Regions from separate parts of the Homo sapiens genome. Here region 1 is linked to region 2. A link is a contact called in ENCODE Hi-C or POLR2A ChIA-PET data. All regions are on one chromosome and are shown on one strand. The core of a region is the stretch at or near the end of the contact, and the rest is flanking DNA. Distances in the headings are between cores, read along the strand shown.

Region 1 (4,580 bases), core at 203-2,702, 68 kb after region 2:
CAAATACTTAAAGAAGAACAATGCCTGGAATAGTTTTGTACAACCAGTATTCTGAGATAGGTATCAATATGGACATATATGGTATACTCATCCTCCCCTGGGGAGTAAAGCAGCAAACATAGATAAATCACTCATCACAATATTCGTTTATAACCATGAAGAAAAGCTTGACATAATAAACTATAGATAGTCTTCATGCCCATTAGGATGGCTACTGTTTCTAAAAGGTGTTGGCAATGATGCAGAGAAATTGGAACCTTTGTGCACTGTTGCTTAGACTGTAAAATGGTTGTAACCACAATGGAAAATTGTACAGAAGCCCCTCAAAAAATTAAATAGAACCATCATGTAATCCAGCAATCTCAATTCTGGCTATCTATCCTAAAGAATTGAAAGCAGGGTCTCAGAAATATTTGTACACCCGTGTTCATAGCCACACTACTCAAGAGTAGCCAAGAGGTGGAAGCAACGAAGAGTTGTTGTTTGATAGGCAGACAGTTTCAGTTTTGCAAGACGAAAAGTTCTGGAGGTCTGTTTCAAAAGGTGACTATAGTTAACCCAGGCATGGTTGCTCATACCTGTAATCCCAGCACTTGGGGAGGCCAAGGCGGGGGGATCACTTGAGGTCAGGAGTTTGAGACCAGCCTGGCCAACATGGCAAAACCGCATCTCTACTAAAAATGCAAAAATTAGCTGAGCGTGGTGGCACGCACCTGTAGTCCCAGCTACTCAGGTGGCTAAGGCACGAGAATTGCCTGAACCCATGAGGTGGAGGTTGCAGTGAGCCGAGACTGTGCCACTGCACTCCAGCCTGGGCGACAGAGCTAGACTCCATCTCAAACAACAACAAAAAAAGGTGAATATACTTAACACTACTACCAAACCGTATGTGTACAAGTGGTTAAAACTGTAATTTTATTCATTGACAGATTAAAAAAATAGAATGATGTTGAAGATCCCTAACACAAAAATCTGAAATCTGAAATGCTCCAAAATTCGAAACTTTTTAAGTACCAACATGATGCTCAAGGAAATGCTCATTAGAGCATTTCAGATTTCTGGATTAGGGATGCTCAACCTGGAAGAATTATGCAAATATTCCAAAATCTAAAAAAATCCCCAATCTGAACCATTTCTGATCCCAAGCATTTCAGATAAGGGATATTCAATGTACATATCCATATATATAATGTTATATTATTCAGCCCTGAAAAGGAAAGGAAGCCTGTCACATGCTACAATGTGGGTGAGCCTGGAGGATAGTACGCTAAGTGAAACAAGCGAATCACAAAAAGACAAATACTGTATGAGTCCATTTATGAGTTAGTTAAAGCAGTCAAATTCATAGAAACAAAGTAGAATAGTAACTGCCAAAGCCTAGGAGGAAGAGGAAACCAAGAGCTGTTGTTTGATAGGCAAACAGTTTCAGTTTTGCAAGATGAAAAAGTTCTGGAGGTCTGTTTCAAAAGGTGAATCTACTTAACACTACCAAACTGTAGGCTTGCAAGTGGTTAAGATTGTAATTTTTATGTTAGGCGTCTTTTACCACAGTTTTTTGTATAGATTAAAAACTGCAGATTGAAATTTTGAAAAACTTAAAAGGAATACCCAAATTTTCATTTACTGCTTTAAAACAAATGCTGTCAGCCAGGTAATCCCAGCACTCTGAGAAGCCAATGTGGGCGGATCACTTGAGCTCAGGAGTTCAAGACCAGACAATGGGGCGAAATCCCATCTTCTACAAAAAAATACAAAAATTAGCCGGGCATGGTGTCCCACTACTTGGAAGGCTGAGATGGGAGGATCAACTGAGCCCAGGAGGTTGAGGGTACAGCGAGCCGCGATCGCACCACTGTACTCCAGCCCGGAAGACAGAGCAAGGCCCTGTCTCAAAAAAAAAAAAAAAAGAAAAGAAAAGAAAAGAAAATGCTGTCTACCACATGGTGCATCAATATCCACAGCATCATTCCTCTGTGCTTTCTACAGCCAAACTGCCCATATATTTCTTCTCTAAATTGGATCTTAATCTACATGAGAAAATGCAGAACCAGTAAATACAAAAATCGAGCATTAAATAAAATTAAGTATCTCAAACGAGAAGTTCGATTTTTAAAGTAAACATCATCACTCTGTCTGCCCAGTGCACTAAAATCTCTGGAAGCTTTTAGCAGCAGCAGGATCCTAATTGCATAACCTTGTTTCCAATGAGTGAGAAATTATGCTATAATTTTACTTATCAAAAGAACATATGAGTAGCGCGACGCCACCCACCTCCCCATCATCCATCTGCCTTTCTCGTTCATTAATTACATATGCTTCCGACTCTTCCTTTCTGATTACCCTGAACACTAACACTCTCCAAATGGGGACTGTTCCCTCTCTGTCTTGCTTCCAAATTGTCTGATTAAACCACACTCCTCACAGCTTCTAATCCTACAGTTACCCAGGGAGCTTTCCTTCCCCAATCTTACTCTCTCCACACCAAAATGCCTTCCTCACTCCAACTATCACTTAGTTCTTTGCCACTTAACTTTTTCAGCTAATCTTCCAAATTAGCCCATCACCAACTTTGATTTTTCTCCTAAGATGTTTAAAGCCATCATGAGCCACTATTCACTTCAAAAGTGTGGTTGGGTTTTGAGTCTATTATTGTATGACCACCACCTTGTTTCTTCAGTTTCCCTCTAGGGGTATAAATCGTGTCTGCATGTGGCAGATAGAATCTGTGGGCTGGAATCTTCATGGTTTTAAGCGTTACTCTGATTTTAGTCTGTTTCATTTCCTTCCAGGTCTCAGAGATATTGAGCTTGGACTTCGACCATGGGTTCTGGAGTCCATTCAATTCCCAGCCTTGGCCATTCCTGGCTGTGTAATTTCAAGGAAATTACCTAAACACTCTGAGTTTTGATTCTATCGTCAATAAAATGAAGGAAATGCTAGCATTTGCCATGTACATTGACATAGGGATTAATCATGGAAATAAAGAGTTGAGGTCCATGTCCTGGTACAGAGACTCAAAAAATCCTCAGTGATGGTAGATGCCAGCTCCCTTGGGGAAGGAAATATGATGGCTCTACTTCTTTGGAGTTTAGACGATGTCACAGAGCCTTATCCTGAGGAGCTCCCTGACTCTGCAGAGGCCATGAACAATGTCACAAACAGAGTTGGACGACAGTGGTGCCATCAGGATGCAGGCATCAGCACTGTATCCTGAATAATGGTACCATTAAGAGTAACTCCCCTTGAATGGCTCACACCCCCCATGACACATTACAGACTACACATCTTGATGTTACCACAAATCTCTAGAGGCCCTTGATGTATTCAAGTCTTCTGTGTAATAAGTCACAAAACTAGTGCTGAACTTAGCTGAGTTGGAAAAAAAAAGAAAAAGGGCAACGACAAACCACCTGTGACCCAGGCACCCAGCATCTCTCAGTAAGACATTTGCCCTTAAGTCAAAGGCAAGAACTCCAAAAGACAAGCTAAAAAAGAAAAACAGAAAACGTTTTTAAAGATATATCTTTTCTTCCTTAAAGTCCTGCATCAAAATGACACATCCACCATCTAACAAATTAATAAATTCCCTTAAAATTATAAATCCAGCATGGTCTAGACTGTGGGGCAAAAGGCACTCACACCCCAGGGGTGAAAATGTAATCTTGCACTAGGTTTTTAGAGGGTAACTTGGCAACAAATATCAAAAGCCCTAAAAAAAAAAAAAAAAAAAAAGTCTACACTGGGGCCGGGCATGCTGGCTCATGCCTGTAATCCCAGCACTTTGGGAGGCTGAGGGAGGTGGATCACCTGAGGTCAGGAGTTCGAGACCAGCCTGGCAACATGGAGAAACCCTGTCTCTACCAAAAATACAAAAATTAGCTGGGCATGGTGGCAGGCACCTGTAGCCCCAGCTACTCGGGAGGCTGAGGCAGGAGAATCGCTTGAACCTGGGAGGCAGAGGTTACAGTGAGCCAAGATTGTGCCACCACACTCCAGCCCGGGTGACAGAGACAGACTCTGTCTCAAAAAAAAAAAAAAAAAAAAAAAAAAGTCTTGATTGTTTGACTGAATGATTGCTTCTACTAGTTTTTACTGCAATAATTAGATATTCATATAAATATGTATGTAGAAAGGTATTCATGGCAGCATTACTTATAATAATGAAAAATAAAAAACAACAATAGAGGGTGAATTAAAGATTAAATTAATGACAGGGCGAGGCATGGTGGCGGGTGCCTGTAATCTCAGCTACTTTGGAGGCTGAGGCAGGAGAATCACTTGAACCCAGAAGGCAGAGGTTGCAGTGAGCGGAGATCGCGCCACTGTACTCCAGTCTGGGCAACAGAGCGAGACTCTGTCACGAAAAAAAAAAAAAAGAGAGAGAATGAATGACAGAACATTCACAAGGAAAAATATTACACAGCCATTTAAAAGCTAAATTCTTGAAAAAATAAGAAAATGTGAAAATACACATGACAAGTGTAAAAAGCAGCATAAAACTATGTAAAAACTACATTACCAAATACACATCTAAAGGTACAAGGAAAAAAAAGACTGTAAAGATATGGCATTATGGATGA
Region 2 (4,401 bases), core at 1,270-3,769:
ACAAGTGACAGAATTAGGCAATGTGCTAGGGAGGAAGATAATTTAATGTAAAATGTCCTTTACAAGGTATCACATGCTAGTAAATCCCAATCTACAAAATTAATTATAAACCCACAAAAATTACATAGAATAGTAATGAATTGCTCAGATACCTAGAAAGATGGACTTTCTTTTTTAAATTAAGACCATTTTCACCAAAGTGCTATATTGTGGTTGTCACGTGATTGACGGGTGTTTGTTTTCAATATTATTTATTTCTATCTTATTTCCCCCAATGAGCATATGTCACTAAAAGTTTTGTTTTGTTTTGTTTTTAAGAAACACAGCACCCCTCATATTTACTCCTACACTAAACAAATAATCACTCAGGCTACAGAGCAGCAAAAAAGAATGGCAGGAATGTGTTCCAAGCAAGCCTTTGCAAAATGATAGCAGGGCACCTTTCTCTTTAGCAGATTTGTGGATCACAACTAAATGACAGCTCTGGCTGGGGGTAGAGGAGGGTGCCCCAGTGTTCTCGAGATGGTGAACGACTGGAATGTGGACAGAAAGAGGAAGGAAACTGTGGCCATGGAGCCTCGTTTGCATTTCGAGGGAATAAGGCATCTGTAGGGGAAGGGGAACTAAGTGGAGCCCGGCAGAGACTTTAAATGCCATTCTCAGAGTCCATGGCCTTCTTGGCTCTGACTAGAAAGTCTACAGTTGAAAGTGGTGGCCCAGAAGGGAACTGGGCTGAGCTACTTCCCTTCAACATTTCTGCTGGGAAGACAGCATTCAAAGCAGAACCTTCAGGGGAAATAGAGAGGATTGCAAAATAGAGAGGAATGATGGGTAATTTCTGGAGGTGAGAGGAAGTGGTGAATGGGAATCTGGGTTTCTCCTGCATGCCAGCCACAACTTCTGTTTCTCTTCAGTTTCATTCATGTTAGCTCTCGCCCCTCCCACTTTCCCACCCTCCACCCTCCTTCAGAAGTCCTTTACCTGTGCGCTCTTGCCCTAATGCTGCCATAGTTAGCTGGTTTCAGACCACACCTTCCATTTAGAGACCTCAGACAACCCTGGGCATTTACTCCAGGTCAGCTTCCTATTGAAAAGCATACAAATATGTTGGGAACAAGAGGCAAAAACAGAAGGGTGCCCATGTTTCTCAGCCAGATAGGATCTGTCAGTTATAATAGGGTTGGACCTTAGGAAAAACATGAATTATGACTTGCCAGGAAAAAAAATGCATGTGCAGGAACAAGTCAGTCAGCTGACTACAAACTGCTGCACCAAGATAGCAAATGTGTGCCTCCCACAGCCAGCGACCCAGTCAGCCCACACAAATGAGGACAGAGTCCTCAGTGACAGAGACACCCTGTGATGTTGCTGCAAGAGTGTGCATCTTGATTCAGACAAGTTCATTTCAAAAAATATTTTTCACCTGTATATCTTTTTAAATAGGTAAATACACAGCACAGACCCAGATAAAGGAAAAAGTCATTCTGTAGTTTTCATTTCTTTAAGCCAAAATGTCGAATGGAAAATATGTGCTTTTTGACAAATGTAGCTTTATCATTTCAGAGACATCGTATCTTCACTTTGTATTTTAGTTGCATAGAAGAAATAAAGAAGCATCAAAATGATACCCCACTGCTCCTGGAAACAGCTAATGAGGAGTTCCTAAACTAAGAGTCATTTCTGTCAAACACGAGGAAAGTGGAACTATCAGCAAGGAAAGATAACTTGTTAGTCATATAAATGCTCCTGGGAGCCATGAAAAGTTTTCTGTTGTTTTTTTTTTTAATTTTTTGTTTTTGTTTTTTAAGTACAACCAAGGCCAGACGCAGTGGCTCATACCTGTAATCCTAGCACTTTGGAAGGCCAAGGCGTGGGGATCGCTTGAGCCCAGAAGTTCAAGACAAGCCTGAGCAACATAGTGAGACCCCATCTCCACAAAAAATTAAAAAATTAGCTAGGCATACTAGCATGCACCTGTGGTCCCAGCTACTCAGGAGGTTGAAGCAGGAGGATCGCTTGAGCCCAGGAGTTTGAGGCTGTGGTGAGCCAAGATGGTGCCACTGCACTCCAGCCTGGGTGACACAGTGAGACTGTCAAAAACAAACAAAAATGTACAAACAAAATTTCATTCTAATTTTTAAAAGCACTAGAGCAGGTACTATTGGTGATAGGGCTGTTTTTCTGCAAAAAAAAATGTGTTTGCCCAGCTAAACAAGCATTTTGTTCACAATGAAAACTAAGCTATTATTTAGTCAAAAGCCATCATTTACAGATGAGGAAACTGAGGCAGTTTACCTTAAATCAGCCAGTTATAGCACATTATGTATAGTAACTGCTGAGGTTAGCTACACGACATCTGGCTACATAGCATGAAATGAGAGTACAGCTGACATCACTCCGTTCATACACTTTGGAATTCCTGAGATTTAACCACTCATGGTATTGGAATGTACCATGCCATGGCCTAAATGAGAGCCTGTAAGCCACGATACAAACCAAAAGATCTTTGCACACCACCTCCTGCGCATGAGGCAACATGCACAGTCATCCCTCTCTAAGATGCTCAGAGGAAGAGGAAAATAATGTGTTGAACAACAGCCATCTCTGTCGTGTGTGTTTGCAGGGCAACGAAGCCATCAGCAAACATCTTTTCATAGTAGGTTCAGTTTGAATATGAGCATCATTTTGCTTTCATTTTCAAATTTTCTTGCTACAAGGAAAAGTGAATCATTCCATAGTTTCAAATGCCAGTCACAAATTTAAACTGAGGGCATGAGTAATTTAAGTCTTTTTTTTTTTTAAATGAAGGAAGAGGTCACAAGTCAAACATCCACGTGGACTTCCCTTCTTTGACCCCAGCGTGAAGGAATTCGCAGGTTAAAGGCTTTTACTGCTAATCTTAGCACCACTGTTATTCCCACTTCTCTTTAGAAATAAAGTCAATTTTATTAAAAGCTGAAGTTTCAAGTTTTTGTGCATTACACCAAAAATTTAATAAAGAAAAGAACGATGTTTAGATTTTATGTGGAATACTTATCAATTCTTAACAGCACAGACTCCATCTTTGATTATTTTTAAATGTTCAGTGTGGCCAAATTATGTTAAATGGTATTTTGCCAAGAAGTTTCTTCCATTTTGAGGTAAGGAGAAGAAAACGTGGAGGAAGAGAAAGTCACTTGTTGCTCAGTGGGAACCACTTTGCAGAATAATTCTGACCCCCATCTCAGCTCCACAAGCAAGTTCCCAGAAAGGGCTTCCCAAGGCCCGTGGCTTGTGAGCAGTGCAGGTGGCCTCAAACGCAGGGCTCCCTGGGTCTGGCTTCAAACTCTTCCAGCTGGGACACCTGGGACCAAGCTCTACTTCCCCCAGCTCAGTTCCCATTAGATGCTTCCTCCACCCACACACAAATTCTTTCCACACGTGCAGTTCATGTTCCAAAATTTCATTCACCGACTACAGAAAAAAGGTACAGGCGTCTAGAGTGAGGAGATCCAGACCCATCCTCGTGCTTCGACATATTTCAGTGACTTCTTAAAATTCTCAGTATTGGGCTCTGCACACAGCAGCTATGTAACAAAACAGCTGCTGGTGCACTTGGATGTAAAATGCTTCTCTGTTTCTTCTCAATATAATGGAACTAAGAATGATTTCCTATGTCAGAGAACTATATAGCCCTACAGAAGAACAGCTTTTGACTTATTGCTGAGATTACATTAGGCTATACAAACTGAGTTATCCATGTGAAGAAACTCCTTTAAAAAAAAAAGTCAAATCTTACACAATAAGAAAGAAAGTACATGCAAATAAACAACTCCAAAAAGCATTTAAAATGTTACTGGCCTCAATAAATTTCCTTGCTTGGGTGGAAAGAGGTTGTGGAATGGGGATGGTTGTCTCTTCGAATTAAAGCTACCTTTGTTCATAATACCAACTTTTCTCTCTATGCAGATCTACTGTTAGAATTAAAACATATCAGGCCAGGCACAGTGGCTCCCCTCTGTAATCTCAACACTTTTGAGGGGCCAAGGTGGGAGGACTGCTCAAGCTCAGGAGTGTGAGACCAGCTTGGACAACACAGCAAGACTTCATCTCTACTTAAAAAAAAAAAAAAATTAACTAGCCAGGCATGGTGGCACATGCCTTTAGTCCCAGCTACTCAGGAGACTGAGGTGGGAGGATCTCTTGAGCCCAGGAGTTTGAGGCTGCTGTGAACCATGATCACACCACTGCACTCCAGTCTGGGCAAGAGAGTAAGACCTATCTCAAAAATTAAAAAAAATTAAAAAATAATTATAACATATCAGTTGACAAATTCCTTCCAGATATACCATTATGATAAGTCAAATTTAAGAATTACCCGATGCTATCAGTTTCTTAGGGAAGTCTTGAAACAAAATTCCC

What was found. A loop is a pair of places that touch in the nucleus more often than their neighbours do. ChIA-PET counts read pairs that join two places held with the same protein, here RNA polymerase II (POLR2A). Pooled maps may share reads with other maps.
Region 1: a loop to region 2 is called in a pooled map, with 8 times the contacts of the local background. The contact joins two enhancer-like sites. A Hi-C loop is called at or near these places in 1 of 168 maps with a recorded cell type or tissue (PC-9), 1 of 37 single-sample maps with no recorded cell type and 10 of 50 pooled maps. POLR2A ChIA-PET finds 5 or more read pairs at or near these places in 7 of 52 experiments (AG04450, BJ, CD8-positive, alpha-beta T cell and 3 more).

What each region holds. Positions count from the first base shown.
Region 1 is chr17:66,396,428-66,401,007 of GRCh38, reverse strand. All of the region lies in intron 2 of PRKCA (protein kinase C alpha), which reads right to left. It overlaps PRKCA-AS1 (PRKCA antisense RNA 1), which reads left to right. Exons shown (of 4, transcript NR_110822.1): 4 at 2,790-2,939. Among named protein-coding and RNA genes, the nearest start is that of PRKCA-AS1, 18 kb to the left of the region's middle. Within about 2 kb of position 1,452, at least 2 of the 41 ENCODE cell types and tissues checked have a DNase peak (open chromatin) inside an H3K27ac peak, as active enhancers do.
Region 2 is chr17:66,465,274-66,469,674 of GRCh38, reverse strand. The region is part of intron 2 of PRKCA (protein kinase C alpha); the gene reads right to left. Among named protein-coding and RNA genes, the nearest start is that of PRKCA-AS1, 51 kb to the right of the region's middle. RefSeq lists a silencer at 2,370-2,664. Within about 2 kb of position 2,519, at least 14 of the 41 ENCODE cell types and tissues checked have a DNase peak (open chromatin) inside an H3K27ac peak, as active enhancers do.